Regions from separate parts of the Homo sapiens genome. Here region 1 is linked to region 2. The links are chromatin loops, found by intact Hi-C in ENCODE. Cell type or tissue: ascending aorta. All regions are shown on one strand. Links, peaks and the distances in the headings refer to the core of each region. The heading gives the core; the rest is flanking DNA.

Evidence for each region. Peaks named below come from ENCODE experiments on the same cell type or tissue, not always from the same donor. Only the 100,000 strongest peaks of a DNase experiment are listed, where the experiment ranks them.
Region 1: it touches region 2 in a loop (2.8-fold over the local background); 2 of 110 quality-filtered maps call a loop at or near these places.

The regions. Positions count from the first base shown.
Region 1 is chr16:72,784,976-72,790,372 of GRCh38, forward strand. ZFHX3 (zinc finger homeobox 3) reads right to left here. Exons shown (of 10, transcript NM_006885.4): 10 at 1-3,873. The coding sequence ends at 2,189. All of the region lies in intron 3 of ZFHX3-AS1 (ZFHX3 antisense RNA 1), which reads left to right. Among named protein-coding and RNA genes, the nearest start is that of ZFHX3-AS1, 120 kb to the left of the region's middle. RefSeq lists an enhancer at 3,543-4,158. In ascending aorta, for the core only: no CTCF peak of the experiment used is centred there; a DNase peak (open chromatin) is centred at 2,676; H3K4me3 peaks cover 2,205 bases; H3K27ac peaks cover 2,500 bases.
Region 2 is chr16:72,936,492-72,941,888 of GRCh38, forward strand. All of the region lies in intron 3 of ZFHX3 (zinc finger homeobox 3), which reads right to left. Among named protein-coding and RNA genes, the nearest start is that of ZFHX3, 110 kb to the right of the region's middle. RefSeq lists enhancers at 39-333, 2,359-2,653. In ascending aorta, for the core only: a CTCF peak has its summit at 2,926; DNase peaks (open chromatin) are centred at 2,500 and 2,830; H3K4me3 peaks cover 1,443 bases; H3K27ac peaks cover 2,500 bases.

The DNA.
Region 1 (5,397 bases), core at 1,335-3,834, 150 kb before region 2:
TCGATGAGTGGCTTCAGCACTGGGGAAAGAAGCCCGAAAGGTGACCAATGGAACCTGTATTCACAGTCTTCAAAGTTCCCTTTTGAAACATAAGGAAGAAAACGAAGGGAAGAAGGATTTCACACTTTGGGGGCAAGGGGAGATGGTTTCTGTTGATGTTTAGCTATGAAAGTGAAACAGCAAAGCATCTATTTATTTGTCTCCAAAATCTATGTTTTAGCAGCACAAAGTTTTCAAAGTTCAGACCATTTATTTATTTTTCTTTTTACATGAGAAAGGGTGTGTGTTAACAGGAATATGGATATTAACAGAAACAAGTGCCTCACATACAGTTCCTTTTTTGCTTTCTGTACACTGCTATCTGCTGCTTTGTTGGCTGCGCTCTGGATCACTCGCTGCTCAGACTGCCTAACACAAGGACAAAACTTTGAAGTAAAAAATGTGTCTTTTGGTATATGGAATTGTCATTAACATTTGCCTCTCTGCTTGCAGAAGAAGCACATAACAACCTGGGAATCTTTTGTTTTTCTCTTTCTTTTATTAAACTAAGTCTTGTTTGTTTAAATCAGAAACAAATTCTCAAGTAACAAGAACCCTTTCCCTTTTTTCTGCATCAGCAGTGAAAGGGTGTGTCTTTGGATTTTATTTAAAGCATGAAATTTTTTTTTCTGAGAGAGGAAAGAAAAAACAAACACAAAACCAAAAACCAAATCCCTAACCAAAAACTTTTTTTAGAAAAGAAAAGTACACAGCCAATTACACAAATGGAAACAAATCCTTTAGTATAGAAAAAAAAAGAATATTTGAAGCTCCTACCAAACAAGGAGGAAAAGAAGGGGTACAAAGAAAAAAAAGCCAAAAGAAGGATAAATAAAAAATAAATGCACAAAGCTAACAGACACAGGTAACTAGAATTATATGCCTTTAAAAAGTTTCAACTCCCCAACCAAAAATAATCTGTGAGGATCCTAATGACCCCTAGAATCCCTTGAAATTCTTTCTTTAGTTTTATAAAATAATTCTGCAGCTCCCTCTAAGAAATGAAGGCAGCTACCTTAAGTGGGAGATTATAGGACGGGAGGTGGGAGAAGGAAAGAGAAAGTGGAATTAAGGGACAAGAAAGAGAAAGTGGAATTAAGGGACAAGGGGAGAAAAGCTTAGGCGAATCAACGGATTGCAATCTATCATCTGCTAGGAATGAACAAGACAACATCAAATGAGGAGCTGTCAGCTGGACCATACAAAAAGCTAAATGTACACAAAAGGTTTTTTTTTTTTTTTCCTTTTAAATCTACCATACTGCTTCAGTTCATTTCCAATGCAACAATCTACTCAACACCAAAAATGGTCATATCTATCATAAATACAGAAAGTCAGTTTTTAAAACTTATTTTTTTTAAGCTACAAGTCCTCAACACTCTTTGTGTGTGTGGGTTATTATTTTTTTTTTTTTTTGAAAGTGGGAGTGCTTAACTTTTCCCCTTGAAATTGGCTTCAGCAGAAAAGCTATCCTTAAAAATCCCCAGAAAGCTAAAGCAGTTCACATTGTTTTTCTTGAATACTTTCTGCCCATTTTTAAGTTAACAAAACAAAAAATCTTTTCTGGAACAAAAAAAAAAAAAAAAACTGAAAAAACAATAATATATAAAACAATGATTCTGAAAACAAAGTGTGAGCGATTGACCTGAGAATAAAAAGACATTACATTTCTTTTTTTCTTTTAGCAAGCCATTGGTATCTGAATGCTAAGATAGCAAGAAATTTAAAACTGTAACAAGGTGGACTGCTTTCCCATACAGTGCATGCCGGGCTCCTCTGTGCTATCAGCGTGGGGCGTTTATTGAAAAGGGGCAAATATACAAGGGGTTTAAGCTCCAAAGACATTAGGGAGGCCCTGCGGACTTCTGTTTCCCAGACCAATAGTACCTTCAAAAGGACACAATGTAACAGGGTTAGGGCTTTTTTTTTTTTTTTAATATTAAAAGAAAAGAAAAAGACAAGAATGTAAAATCACCGGCATAGATAGGTATATGGGAAAACAACCCACGCTTTTTCTTTTTTTTCTTTTTTTTTTTTTTTTTGTTTTTTGGTTAGAAGCTTTGGAATTGCAGTTAGTCTATTTTTGAAATTGGTTTGTTATTAATTTTTGTATTTAAATTCATTTGTTTGTATTGTTCATCTTCAAAGCTTACAATCTGAAGGTGTCCGTTCCTACACTGGTCAGACCACTGTCCTTGGGGCAGCTGGGGTCTTTGGGACCCTCCACCGGGCTCGCCGGTCCGTCGGACTTTTGGCTGAGATCCGTGTCAGACTCCTCCGAATAGTCGTCTGTTGGCATCGAGGGCTGAACCCCTGAGGTGCTGCATGAACTTGAGGTAACCGTTGAAGATGAGGAGAGAGGAGGAAAAGAAGGGGGCTTCGCTGCCGAAGCCCGGGAGACCACTTGCGGCCAAGACTTCCTGGAGGCGTGGGGGGAAGCGGAGGAGGGGGCGGCGGCCGACGGGGGAGGGGGGCTGTCGTTTGAGTGAGCGGCAGACTGCGAGGTAGATGCGGTGCTAGGATCGGGGAAGCAGGCAGAGTGAGGTAATAAACTAGGGTGCTCTTTGGCGTTTCTTGCTGCTCTCGTGATTGTTCTGTGTTTGTGCAAGGCCGACTCGAGATGTTGACTCAGAGCTTCCTCCCCACAGAGCGCGCTCTCGCACGCCAGGCAGTGGTACGAGCCGCCGCCGCCGCCGCCGCCGCCACCGCCGCCGCCGCCGCCACTGCCACCGCCGCCGCCGCCGGTGGGGACGTGAAGCACCATCTCTTGCAGGTTCACCACAGACTGGCCGAAGAAGCAGAGGGACTTCAGGTGGCTCCTCGCTGCCTCCTCGTCGCTGAAGCCCGCCTGGCACTTGCGGCAGACCAACTTGTACTGCACCTTTGGAACAATGAAGGGGTCGTAGAGGGAGTCCGCACTTTTGCTTTCTGCTTCTGGCTCTTCAGGGAGTTTCGGCAGGAGGGGGGACACCTCACGGGGGGTGTTTTTCTGTTCTTCTGGTTTGGGGGATTCTTTGGCAGGGTCTTTGTCTGGGGAAGGAGCCCCGGGGGGGACTGGGGTTTGGCTTGCTTTGGGCTGCTGCTGCTGCACTTTTTGCTGCTGCTGCTGCTGTAGTTGCCGCTGCTGCTGCTGCTGAATTGCCTCCTGCAGACTCTGCTGGTATTGCTGGTACTGCTGCAGTAGGGAGCCTGGGGACAGCCCCATCAGGGCCTGCGACAGTGCAGGGCTGTAGGGGAACAGGCCTTCCATGCCATACATAGGCTGCAGGTACCCGCTCTGCAGGGCGCCAGGGATCTGGGGAGCATAATAAGGAGAAAAGCCTGGTACAAAGTAAGGAAGGAACTGGCTTGTGAGCAATGCTGTGGGGTCCGAAGTCAACGCGGCCTGCAGGGCCTGCAGCTGTGCAGGGTCTACCGCATACTCCATGGTGGGCAGCGGGGCTGAGATCGTGGCTGCAGTTGCCGTGGGGGCCTCTCCTTTCTCCTTCTTGGGGACAGGCAGGGGTTCCCCTTTCCCTTTGTGTGCCTTTTCCTTCTCCTTTACTTTCTCACTGTCTTTGTCCTTGCGTTGCTGCTGCTGTTGCAGTGGGAGCTGTGGTGTGGGTGGCGGCTGGGCTGCTGGCGGCGGGGGAGGCTGCTGCACCTGTGGTTGCTGCTGCTGCTGCTGCTGCTGGGGGGGTTGCTGAGGGCCCATCGCCATCGTGGCTTGTGCTGGGGTTGGGGAGCTCAGCGACGCTGAGGACGGTTTATTTGGTAATCCAGAAGTGGGGAGGCCAGGGGAAGGAACAGTTGTGCTGGGCAGACCCATCAAGTTCGGCTTAGGAGACGTTAAAGCTGAAAGGAATGGAGACAGAAATCACCGGTCAGTCTGGGCAGGGGTAGGGCTGAAGCTCAAGACGTTTTACCGGTGTCACTGGCACACAGTTTGAGATGTCAAGGCTTGAAGGATCCTCTCAAAACGAACATTTCCAACAGAAGTATCCCACCAGGCTCAGGGCTGGACAACCTTGTATTCTAATGAGGACTCAGTCCTAGGTCAGCTCCCATACTTCCCCTTTCAGCCAAACAACTTCCAGAAGTATCCCACCAGGCTCAGAGCTGGACAACCTTGTATTCTAATGAGGACTCAGTCCTAGGTCAGCTCCCATACTTCCCCTTTCAGCCAAACAACTTCCAGAAGTATCCCACCAGGCTCAGGGCTGGACAACCTTGTATTCTAATGAAGATTCAGTCCTGGCTAGCTCCCATACTTCCCCTTCCAGCCAAACAACTTCCAACACCTTCCTGCCCAATGTGCCACACCCGCTAGTTCACATTTTCTTTGCCAAGTACTCCCAGCTACCATTCACTCTGCCCAACTGCAATTAGTCTAGAGGCCCCAAAGCTAGCTGTTTCTAGCTGGGGCCCATTTGCACCAAAGGCCTTCATCACAAAAATAGTATGGCCACGAGGTCCCCAGAGAAGTTATCTGGAGGAGAGCGGCAACAGGAGAAGAGAGAACGAAGGCAAGAAAGCTAGCACGGCCACATGAACAAAAACAAAACAGGCTCTACAGGTGTTCCTCCTCTCTGACCTCTGTTGCTGCAGCTGACTGGATGCTTTCGGAGGGTAGAGAGAAGATGATGAATAGGAAAGTGTGGAGGAAGGGCCTGGGAAGAAATAAGAACAATCCATTCAGGGAAAATTGCTTCCATGCCTTGGCCCAGCTGACCTGCTTCAACAAGTCTACTCAACAGTATAACCGCCTAGGAATAGGAATCTGGAATCTGCGGGAGAAACGACCATCTTCTTTTCCTGCCCCTGTTTGAATGATACACAGGAGGGCCAGTGGGACTGTAGATGGTTGAGAAACAACCGCAGGAAAAGCAGAAAAGCCATGTCAGAAGTGGAATAGCCCAAGATACTGACACCAATTCCCAAGACATCACAACCTACCCGAAGCACCACTGCCTATGGATAGCAAAGGTCTGACCATATCACCAGGCCCTCATGGGCTAGAATCCCATCCTTGATCATACCCCTAATCTACCACCACTCCCTGCAACGCCTTCACCAACCCGAGAGCCTAATACCCTCCCTGACCCATAGCTATCTCCTGGTTTGAGTCACCAGGTCCAAGGTAATGCAAGAGGGTGTTGCTACGGATGGTACTCCAAGCTTCAGGTGTGTTGAGACTAGCAAGATAGTAGGTAAGGACAGCATGGGGGTGGGGTGCAGTGTGTGCTGGACGATGAAAAGCTGAGAAAACAAAGAGGAGGATCCCACAGGCAACAGCTCTCAGAACACCTCTATATTCACCATATCCAAGAAACTTGATGGTATATACATCTCTTCAGAGGACACCAAAATGCAAAATCA
Region 2 (5,397 bases), core at 1,617-4,116:
GGTTGTCAGGGAAAGCCTCTTTGACGACCAGATATTGAATGAGAGCTGAATGTCAAGGTCAAGGAGGTACATACACTCAGTAGAACAGCAAGTGCAAAGGCCCTGTGGCAGGCGCCAGCTTAGCATGTTGAATGAACAGAGAAGGCTGCTGTGGCTGCAGTGTAGGGGGCAAAGGGGAGAGGGTTGTAAAATGAGGTCAGCATGGTGGGAGGAGTTCAGATCACAAAGGAGCTTGTAAGCCACAGTACAAAGGTGAGCTTTTATCTTAAGTGAGGTGGAAAGCCTTTGTGGGGTCTTTGCAAGAGAGTGATATGACCTGATTTTCCTCTTCGTAAAATCCCTGTATGGAGAGGGGATTGTAAAGGGCAAGAGTAGAGGCGGGGGAGAGTTGAAATACAGAGAGACGATGGGGGCTGGCCTGGGAGGGTGGTGGTGCAAATGTATTTTTGAAGGAAGCACCCACAGAACTTGCTGATGGTTTGGCTGTAGGGGAGCAAAAGACAAGGAGCCCCACAGATAGTTCCCAGCTTTTTGGGTTAAGCAAATGATATGCTGGAGGTGGCCCTAACCGAGATGGGGGAGCCCATAAGCATTTGGGGGTTCTGGTCACAGAGTCCTTTCTGCACCATGCTAAGCCTGCGGAGTTCATTCTCAGACATTCGAATGCAAATGCCAGGTGGGGAGCTGGATACAGGAAGAGGCCTAGGCTAGGGACAGATTCAGATGTCATCAGAAAGTAGATGGGGTTTAAAACCACTGGACTGAATGAGATACTTAGGGAGAGTTACAGACAGAAAAAAGAAGGGGCTCTGGGACAAGCCTGGGGGCATAATAACACTCATCGTGAAGTCACAGAAGAGAAGCCAACAGAGATAGACAAAGGGCAAGAGTGGCAAAGGCGGCTGAAAGGTCCGGCGAATTAGGACACAGCCGACAGAGTCAGCAACACAGAAACCACTGGCGACCTGTCCTACTAGTGGTGAAAAGTGTCACTTCTGGATCCAGCAACTGGGAGGGGACATGGTGAGTCAACTCCCAGAGTGGGCATGATTCAGAGTGAGGGGTTGCTGGGCAATGCGGCCTTGGGCCTTGGGTGCCAGCCCCCATGGAGGACCAGGTGACTTCCATGAGTACAGGCTGCCAGCTTCAGGGCCACCGCCATGCTACACCCCGCAGCTGCTCCCACGCCACCTGCAGAAGGCAGTACCTTTCCATCCTCTCTGTTCCACTTCTACCACTGCAGAGGGAAGGAAGGAAAACACCATCTCCTCTCACTTCCTGACCTTCCTCCTCTGCCTCCAAGAGCCTTTTTTTGGTTTGTTTGTCCTATGCACGACTTTTTCAGTTTTCCAACAATCACTGGTGTCCTATACTTCTTAACCCTCCACTTGTAAAACAACACCTTTCAGACACTCCTCAGCTACTTTTCTTGCAAAGAAACTTGCTGTCAGTAAAGACAAGAGAGTAAATGGAGAGAAACGGATAACCACCTGCTGATGTCTACTTGTGCTGCATTCTTGAGAAACTCACAAAACTGAAGGCAATCCAGGTCCTCAAGAGGTTTACGAACCAGTTGGTGAAACCACCTAGCACATGACGCAGAGACCAGCGTGGTGCCAAACAGTGTGACACCCGTGTGGGGCAGAGATGCCGTGTGTGGGTACAGCAGCTGGAGAGACAGTTCTGGAAAACCAGGGATATGTCACTAGAGCATAAAAGATGGACAGGAAATATGCTCTTCCTTAAAGTCTGATTAAAAAATAAAAGATACTTTCCAACAGGGCCCCGTGCCCATCTCAGCAACGCAGGGCGTGTGTAACCAAATCACACAGAAATGAGCACTTAAAATGACATCTGTTGGATTAATTAGCTGTGTAATTAGTCTCCCCTCAGCGGAGCTGGGCTTTGTGGCTGTTGTCTGAAATCTCCCCAGGTGACTTGATTCCAAATGCCACACTCCAAGAGGAAGAAAGCACAGGCCAGGAAAAGAAGACAGGCGTCCGAATGTGTTTGCGGGAGGCAGCGGGAAGGGAGAGGGAGTTTCTGGAGAATTTGGTGGGTCCCTCGGGAAGCTAGCTAGAACATCAGGGAGGAATAGCCATCCACAGAGGTGTCACTCGAGAACTCACCACCTCAGAGCAAATCGGCACGCCCCCAAGGCATGAGTTTTGGATAACCCCAAAGCACTAAACACTCAGAGACATGAATTAGGGCGGCAAGACCCTGGAGGTGAAGAGAGCCGAGTATGGATTCCGAGTTGGACACAAAGAGACGGGACAGAGGTCAGAGCTCTTGTCCCTGGAGGAGTTGTTTGGTCTTCCTCCGCTGACAGCTGCAGCCATCACTAATGTGAACCCAGTCTGGGCAAAAAAAAATTAATAATGAAAATGGTCAGAGCCTAATCTGAGAACCAGAAAGTGAACAACCACGCACAAACAGAAGTCTCCAGCCAAATCACTCCCCACAGTGCTTCCTCAAGCACAGCTGGCTTCGGAGTCACACTTGCTGACTCATGTCTAGGACACATAGCCCTGGGACCCGCGCCACTTGGCCTGGCTCACTAGAGGAGCCGAGGAATATTCCCCATGCTTCTCTATCTATAATTATTTTAGAAAACAAGAGACATGGCGGTAGAGGGGAAGTATAGAAGACAAAGGCACAGGAGCTATGGGAGGACCACAGTGAAAACCATCTTGGAGCAGGGGACTCCTCAGCTGGGGACGAGCCAGTGGGGTTACCTTTGATCTCCCCCACCCCCATCTCGAGGCACAGAGTACCCTCCACAGAGCAAAAACATCCGATGCTGCTCAGAGAACCTTCCTGGGCCTGCGACAATGAGCAGTTCGTAAAGAATCTGGAACATGAAACATTCAAATCAAACAAGCCCTGTTCGAAACCAGCAAGACATGTTCTAAAGCTAGATGGAGCCACTCTGCTAAGACACTCCCTGCCATAAACACAATCGGAGCTCCTCCCAGATCTTCAGTAGCGCCAACAGGCATCTGCAGGACCACTGCAGTGACACAGACTCGCTCCCAAGGGCAAAAGGGGTCTGGGAGCAAACACCAAACCCCGACATTATCATTCTCATTGTCCCGAAGGCCCATAGATACAGGCTGGGTGCAGTGGCTCAGGCCTGTAATCCCAGCACTTTGGGAGGCCCAAGTGGGCGGATCACTTGAGGTCAGGAGTTCGAGACCAGCCTGGCCAACACGGTGAAACCCTGTCTCTACTAAAAACACAAAAATTAGCCGGGTATGGTGGCAGGCGCCTGTAATCCCAGCTACTTGGGAGGCTGAGGCAGGAGAATCACTTGAACCCGGGAGGCAGAGGTTGTGTGCAGTGCTGTGATCATGGCTCACTGCAGCCTTGACCTCCTCGGCTCAAGCAATCCTCCCACCGCAGCCCTCTCATGTAGCTGGGACTATAAGCACCACCACACCCTGATAATTTTTTTATTTTTTGTAGAGATGAGGTCTGGCTATGTTGCCCAGGCTGGTCTTGAACTCTCAGGCTCAGCTGATCCTCCCACCTCAGTCCCCACTGCAGCTAGGACCAGAGGTGTGTGCCGCCACACCTGGCTAATTTTTTAAATTTTTTTATAGAGACAGGGTCTGTTTATGTTGCCCAGGCTGGTCTTGAACTCCCGGGCTCAAGTGGTTCTCCTGCCTCAGCCTCCCTGTGTTGAGTTTACAGGTGTGAGCCATGGCCCCAAACAAGTTTTTTAGTAACACATTACACATTCGTGAGCCTGAGTCTGTACAAAATCCTACTTCAATGGCCAGCACAAAATCAGTACTCCACAAATGTTGTTGACCCAGGGAACGAAGACCCCTTCCCAGTGATTTCAGTCTCCCAGAAGCTGCACAGGGAAATCTGGGAAATCCTGTGCCTCTTGGGTCCTGAGGGCTGGGGTCTGAACCCATGGGAGGAGAAGAAGTCAGGGTAGCCAATGCAAGGATGCCTTCCACCCAGAACCCAGACTTCTGTCTCATTCTGAGGGGCAGCAGGAAGACACGGATGCCCCGGTGTGACACGTGCCACCAAGAAAACTCCACAGAGGTCAGCTCAGAAGGGGTTAGAAAGGTCCAGTCATCCTCCAGGAAGAGCATACTGCCAGCGACAGAAGACAGGAAGAGAGACTCAAAAGGAACAGCAGGTGGGTGTAAACCCCTTCAGCAACCCCAGTGCACAGGCCGGCCCTGCCAAGGCAATGTGGGTATCACTGTTGACCTAAGAGACTGGCTATGCTTTGGAGGCTCTCATCCTGAGTCCGGGAACATGCTCCACTCATTAACAGGTTACAAACCAAACACTATCAGTAGATAAACATTTCTAACCTTCTAACTAGTTTGCCTTTTACAGAACCAGGAGGGGGACCCTAGAGAACATCTCCTAATCATTCTTGATGATTAGTCCCAATTTAAACCTACTCTCTGCATTCCCTATTAGCGACCTATACACCATAGGCACACAGGGTCTCCCACGCACTGTGAGCAATGCTCACGTGCTGTGAATTTTCATGGTCTACATATAAGTAACCAGTGCAGGAGGAGACCAAGAAGGCCTGGAGTGAACCAGGGGCAGCTTCAACATCTGGCCAAGTTGCTGGTGACCGAACCAGGCCTCCTGATGTCCACTGTGTGACGCAAAGGCATTTCAATAAAAGGGACTCATGAAAAAAATGACTGAAAAGTAAGTTTGAACAAACAGCTCTAGAGAAAATTTCAGATTTCTTTATAGGAAAGCATTTTACTTAACACACAAAATGTGAATATTGGATAGGACACTTTTCTATAAATAACAAAAACTGGATATCATCATTAGAGGCATTTGTAAATTTCTTTTGTTGGGAACCACTGGAAGAAAACGGGTTTCACAAACAAGGAAGCCACATAGCTCTCTTTACACTTCTATAGAGCCTGCTGGCAGGTCATTATGAACAAATTTCTAGGCTATCCAGAGGTAGAGCTGCTAAACAAAACACGGGATGCCCAGTTAAATGTGAATTTCAGGTAAGTGTAAGTATAATTTATGAGATACACTTACACAAAACATCATTGTTGCTTATCTGAAATTTACGTTTGGAGGCCAAGGTAGGAGGACCACTTGAGCCCAGGAGTTTGAGACCAGCCTGGGCAACATAGTGAGACCCTGTTTCTATTTTTTTTTAATGTCATATAAATTTCTTTTTATACAAAGAAAAAGAATGAAATTCACATCACTGAGAATTCCACAGTTTTCTTTGCTGTATTTGCCAACACCATCCCAAGTCACCACCCTAATGTTGCTAGTTTCTACAGTCGCCAGTATTTCTATGAGTGACAGATTTTCTGCCATTAGAAAATTTTAACTTTCATTCTACATCCCGGCTGCTGTAAGTGCTAAAAATCAATT